Regions from separate parts of the Mus musculus genome. Here region 1 is linked to region 2. Evidence: chromatin contacts called from ENCODE Hi-C or POLR2A ChIA-PET data. All regions are on one chromosome and are shown on one strand. The core of a region is the stretch at or near the end of the contact, and the rest is flanking DNA. Distances in the headings are between cores, read along the strand shown. Region 1 holds the start of Lrrc73 (leucine rich repeat containing 73). Region 2 holds the start of Gtpbp2 (GTP binding protein 2).

Region 1 (3,129 bases), core at 522-3,021, 93 kb before region 2:
GAACACTGAGAAGAAGCCTGGTCTACAAAGTGAGTTCCAGGACAGCCAGGGCTACACAGAGAAACCCTGTCTCAAGAGAGAGAGAGAGAGAGAGAGAGAGAGAGAGAGAGAGAGAGAGAGAGAGAGAGAGAGAGAGAGATGATCTTAAGCTCACCCAGGGGGTTGTAGTCCAGGTTGAGGACGCGGACTTGGGAGCTGTGGGCCACAGCAATGGCGAGGCGGCTCCAACCCTTGGGGGTGATGCCAGGGTTGGCGCTCAGTGTTAGCTCCTTCAGACCTAAGCAGCAGCATAGTGAGAATCCAGGATGGGTAAGGTGAGGTCCTTCTCGACCCTGTTGTCTATAGGGTAACCCTAGTGGCAGGGAGCCACTCTGCCCCCAACCACAGCAGTCTAGAGCAGTTAGGGACCTACTCACGCCTCCCCTGCCTGGATCAGTTTCCACTCTGCTCAGTTTCTAAGCATCTCCCTTCCTGAGAAGGGTAAAAAGGCATTCTTACTGCACCCTCCCGGCTCTCGGCACTGGGCCACACCCCCTTCTCGGCATTTAGCCTACATCAGTCACACTAGCCCATGCACTCAGTAGGGCCCTGCTCACCAGACTTGGCCCCGTCTGGAGGGAGTAGGCCACAGATGAGGTTGATGGCTTCATCACCCAACATGCAGTCCCCCAGGTCAAGAGCCACAAGGGCAGGGTGGAGAGCCAGGGCTGGGTTCAGCAAGGCCAGTCCCGCATCTGTCAGTGGGCTCCCATGTAGGCTGAAGGTTGAGATGAGATTAATTATGTATAACCAGCCTTATCTATTTGGGAAAGTTGCCCCTCCCCGAGACAAGAATGGGAAGGAAGAATGGAAATCCTAGATTTGAAGGGATACGATGGGAAGGGAATTTGGCTTCTGGGGCAGGTACTGATGAGAACATTGCACAGGGAGGGGTGTGTGGCTAGTGGCTGCGGAGCCGGCACACATGCTCATTCTCCTCTGAGATCCTTCCTTCAGCGGGTAGTCTCCACGGGAGGTGACCCTTCCTCAGAAACGAGGGCCTTCACAATGAAGTAACTTGGGGTTGGGGTGGGGTGGGGAGGGCAGCATTCCCTACTAGGCAGGGCTCTTTGAAGGTTGGCATGTGGAGCAAAGTCTAGAACTGATGCTCGTTTCTGGGAGGGTGTGGTGGACCCAGAGACGAGATGTGCATTAGAGGTTGCGAAGGTAGGGCGGTGGGAAAACAGGTACTGGAAAGGTAATGTGGAGACACAGGAGGTGGTAGAGGGTGTGTAGAGGGGTGCAGTGGCCGGGACCCCCTTGCGAGGGGACACACTCACAAGAGGGACTGGATGGAGCGGTTGGTCCGTAGCGCTTCTGCCAGCTGCTTGATGCGGCTGGGGCTAGACACGACGCCCAGGTTAAGGTTGAGCTGCGCCAGGGACGTGGCTCCAGCTAGGGCCCGGCAGATGCGGCCGAAGTCGCGGTCGCACAGGCGACAGCCGCGCAGCGAGAGCAGGCGCACCGCGTTGTCGCGCAGGCCGCGGCAGATGTCCCGCACCTCGGCGCCTGACAGCGGCTCCCCCGAAATCTGGATGGAGCTAGGCAGCATGGTCCCCACGGCTGGGCCTCGGGGGGGCTGCCGCCGGTGTCCCGGCCTGGGCAGAAGTTGGCCCGGGGGCGGGGCGGGGATTCAGGTCGCGGTCCCGGTTGGGGTCGCGGCCGGAGCGGAGGCAGAGGCGGAGGCGGAGGCAGCAGAGGCTGAGTCGGAAGCGGAGGCAACGGCGGCCGCGGCGGGATCGAAAGCAGGCGCGGGCCTGGGTGCGGAGGCGCGGAAGAGAAGCGGCGGGAGGCGGGGGCGGGGGCGGCCGGGGACAGAGCTGCAGCCACCCCGCGCTGGTCCTCTCCCTCGCGGCTTAGGAGGCCGCGCCCGCTCTGCGGGCCCGGGGCCCGGCAGCACGGCTCTCGGGGACAGCCGGGGCGGGATGAAGCTCAGCTTCAGCTGCTGCGCCGGAGCAGGCGGCGAGTTCCTATGGCAACGGTTGCGTCACTGGCCCTCGCCCCGCCCCCCGTCCCTGCATGGACCACGCGGCTGGCTCGCGTTGCGTGTCTTAGGGCAAAGAACTAGGATCTGAGGGCCGAACAACGCGGGAAGTAAGTAGAAGGATGCAGTTTCACGTGGGGAGGGTGGAGGCAAGTCACGCTCAGACCGCTTTTGATGTCACTTCGTTCTCTTTTTACTTATTCTCTGGTGCTTCTCCATTCTTAAGGTCTAAATCCGGAGACTCGCCAAGACCCCGCAATCAGTCCTGCTTGAAGTCCATTGGCTCTGTAATCCGTTCGCGCCCCGCCCCCCAGTAACGCGAGGCGAAGCATGCGTGGGGATTCCAGTCCACAGGGACTTCCTGGTCAATATGGTGGCACGGGGCAGGATCCCTAGGTTAGGGCAGATGAACCACCTTTGGTTTTTTTTCGAGACAGGGTTTCTCTATACAGCTGTCCTGGAACTCACTTTGTAAACCAGGCTGGCCTCGAACTCAGAAATCTGCCTGCCTCTGCCTCCCAAGTGCGTGTGCCACCACCGCCCCTGGCTACCACCTTTGAACATACCAAACAGGAAAGTGGGGTTGCCCAAATCAAAGGGTGTCAGTTCATCCCAGAGCCGTGGGGAATCGGGGTGGGTGGGGGCGTGTAAAGCCGCCACAGTGAAGCTGAGTTTTATCTCTGATTGCAGTGGGGGCTTCATTAGTGCAACAGGACAGTAGAGTAGGCAGAGGAAGTGCCATTCTTTAAAAAAAAAAAAAAAAAAAGCGAGTCAGAGGGTGTGGTGGCACCTTCAATCCCAGCACTCAGGAGGCAGAGGCAGGTGGGTCACTGAGTTCCGAGCTAGCTTGGTCTACAGAGTGAGTTTCCAGGACAGCAAGGGCTGCACTGAGAAACCCTGTCTCAAAAAAACGAAAACAAAAGTGAGCCAGACCTAGACACGTGCCTTTAATCTCAGTTTTTGTGGAGAGGCTGATGGATGGATCTCTGGTCTACCTGGTGAGTTCCAGGAAAGGCAGAGCTACACAGGGGGACCTTATCCCACCCCTATACCTCACAGGCAGGGGGAAAATAAAAAAATAAAACACCCAGCCCTACTCCTATTAA
Region 2 (2,900 bases), core at 21-2,520:
CTCTTCCCACCTTGGGTTCTCCCATCTTTGTTTTTCAAAACAAGGTTTCTTTGTGGAGCCATGGCTATCCTGTAACTTGCTCTGTAGACCAGGCTGGCCTTGAACTCAGAGATCCCCCTGCCTCTGACTCCCAAGTGATGGGATTTTTTTTTTTTTTACATTATTTTTATTTTACGTGCATTGGTGTTCTGTCTGCATGTATGTGTGTGAGGGCATCAGACTTCCTGGAACTGGAGTTGCAGACCGTTGTGAGCAGCTATGTGGGTGCTGGGAACTGAACTGGGGGTCCTTTGGAAGAACAGACAGTGCTCTTAATCGCTGAGCCATCTCTCCAGAGTGATGGGACTTAAAGGCGAGCCCACTAGCTCCCGACTGGGTTCTCCTATTTTAAGAGGAAGGAAAGTAGTCTTCTCTGCCTTGAGGACTCCCAGAGCGGGTTCGTGCGGACTCTTCTCTGTGTCCACAGCCCCACAGGACAAGGAAAGGGCAGAGGGCTACGTCTAACTGTTCTCTGGTTTAATGTGTGTGGGTACTGAAGAATAGGGAAGGAACACATTGCTCTTGTCCCGGCTACTCCCCTTCTCCCTGTGGATTAAGTTTAGAAAAACGTTGGTTACTCTGCCTGCCCTCTTTTCCCAGTACAGTGTTCCTTCCCCACTCCCAGAGTAAGTAGGGGTTCAGACATCCTCTGCTCTTCTCAAGAGGAAAGGATCCCCGGTTCCCACTAATCCAAAGGTTATGGAGGTGAAAGGGGCAGTCCCTTCCCGAGGTCCTGACACTGAAAAGGATCGTCCAGTCTTGACGATCCCGCTTTGTAGGGGTCTTGGAACAGGAGGAGGGGTTCTCTTCCCCGGTCCTTCCTCCCTTGGGTCTTGACACCGGAAAGGGGGATTGATTTTCTCTCTCCCGCCTCCTTGGAGTCTCGGGGACCGGAAGAGTAGTTCCCCATGGCTCCGCCACTTTTCAGGTGCTCACCTCTGGGGGCAGGTACGGAGGGTTGTTGGCTTTACCTCCTCTGTTCCTTCCGTTCTTCTTCTTCCCCTTTGGGCCCCCGCAACTGCTGCTACCGCCGGCCCCCCGAGCTTTGAGGTTTCCACCCATGGCCGGGCCTCCTCCGGGCCGGCAGCAGCCGCCGAACAGCTCCGATACCCGCGAGTCCATCCGCCGCTGCCACCAGCCCCCCGCCCGACCCCTCCCCCCCGCCACTGCCGCCGCCCCTACTGCCACCGCCGAGTCGGGCCAGCCGGAGGAGAGCGGGGTGTGGCCCACTGTAGGCCACGCCCCTGCCTTCCCTGTCCTCCTAGTCGCGTCAGAAAAAGCCGCAGGGCATCAAGGGATACTGAGTCCGCAGCTATGAGATTTAGTGCTAAAGAATGCGAGTTCGAACTACAATTCCCAAGAGGCATCGCTATGCGAGAGTCACAGGTGGCTTCGGGGGCGAGGGCAGCAAGCGCGCCTTGAGCGCAAAGACTAAGGGGAGTTGTAGTCGGCACCCAGTTTCCCGTACTGCCAGCGGCTTCTCTTCTAGGGGCAGTAGGAAGGCTTTGTGGCCTGAGATTAGGGACAGTAACCGGAGGTGAAGGGCTTATATCAGAATTGAACTGGGTTTGACCTTTCGGCGCTGACCCCAGACAACAAGTTAAAAATCGGGGAGGTTGGATCTGACAGCCTGCTGGCTCCACCTCTGCCTCAGTTTCTTTCCTGACGGCTGGAGTGCTGTCGAGTGAGTCAGGGCAAAAGCTAGGGCGGAGGCAGATGGTAGTTATAGCATAATTAGAGCTGTTATTGTGACGATGATTATGCCACCCTTGCAATATAGTCACTGTTTTATTACTTGGGTGGCACAATCCGGGGGTTGGTTTTAGCAGCCCCAGGCACCGCAGTGGCCAGACACGTGTCCAGGACCCATAAAGCAGCCAGCTGCCTAAGGTTTGGAGGGTGCCTACTGCAAGTATCTCTCCTCCCCTTTGTTTTGAAGTTTAGCCAATCCCGGAAAACAGAATTTGGTTTAAAACTTGTCCGGAGGAGGGGCCTGGCCCCTACTTGGGGCGGAGCTGGGGTTCCAGTTACGTCAACCACCAGGGGGCGGGGAAAGTAGCCAGGAATAGAACTTGTCCTAGGACGCCAGGGGATTGCTGATTTGTCTTTCTAGCCAAGCTGTCTCTCCTGTCCTTCAGAACTCTCAGAGCGACATAAACCAGTATACGGGGCACCAAAGGCTCAGAATGGAGAAGCAGAATTGCTGGGCACAGAGTCAGGACGCCAGGGTTCAAATTCCAGCGCCGTGGCTATCTCATGACTCACAGTACGTCCATTCCCCTCTCTTCACAAACAACCAGGTGTTCACACATAGCCAAGAAATAGAACAGAGTTTGAAAGTTCTCCACGGTACGGTAGGAGCACTTACCTCTGGTGTACTCTGAAGGAGTTCAGACCTGGTTGAGTCCATAACTTCTGCACAGTTCCACATCGAAGGAGACGAGTCTATTGAGCATGCAGTCGCTGTCCACATTGGATAGTTTCCACACCAGCTATATACCAAAAGAACCAAAAGTTGAAAAGCCTTGCAGATCAGCCATTTACCTGGGTCTTCAGTAAAGGAAAGTAGGTGTCTTTTCTGTATGCTATCCTGTATGCTTAAGACCAGGATTGCCAGGAAAAAAAAGTTTTTAGAGATGGAGACTAGAGAATTCAGTGAGACATCTCAAAGGATGGGAATAGAAAGGAAGAGACATCCCCACCCCACCCACACATTATCACCACAAACAGGCCGGGTTCTCTCACCAGCCAGAAACCACTGCACTCAACTGATAACTATTTTTTAAATATCCACGGATCTTCCAGCAGTCACCCTTTAACACACAATTCCATCCCAGCCAATTCTCCTTAATGGATACCTT

What was found. Hi-C counts contacts between places; a loop is a spot of excess contacts on that map. ChIA-PET counts read pairs that join two places held with the same protein, here RNA polymerase II (POLR2A).
Region 1: POLR2A ChIA-PET joins it to region 2 with 12 read pairs in Patski. The contact joins the promoter of Lrrc73 here to the promoter of Gtpbp2 in region 2. A Hi-C loop is called at or near these places in 1 of 37 maps with a recorded cell type or tissue (T-helper 1 cell). POLR2A ChIA-PET finds 5 or more read pairs at or near these places in 3 of 5 experiments (Patski and embryonic stem cell).

What each region holds. Positions count from the first base shown.
Region 1 is chr17:46,252,807-46,255,935 of GRCm38, reverse strand. It overlaps Lrrc73 (leucine rich repeat containing 73), which reads right to left and starts at 1,771. Exons shown (of 6, transcript NM_001111142.1): 1 at 1,320-1,771; 2 at 597-757; 3 at 155-277. The coding sequence starts at 1,591.
Region 2 is chr17:46,159,402-46,162,301 of GRCm38, reverse strand. Gtpbp2 (GTP binding protein 2) reads right to left here and starts at 1,270. Exons shown (of 12, transcript NM_019581.3): 1 at 976-1,270. The coding sequence starts at 1,161.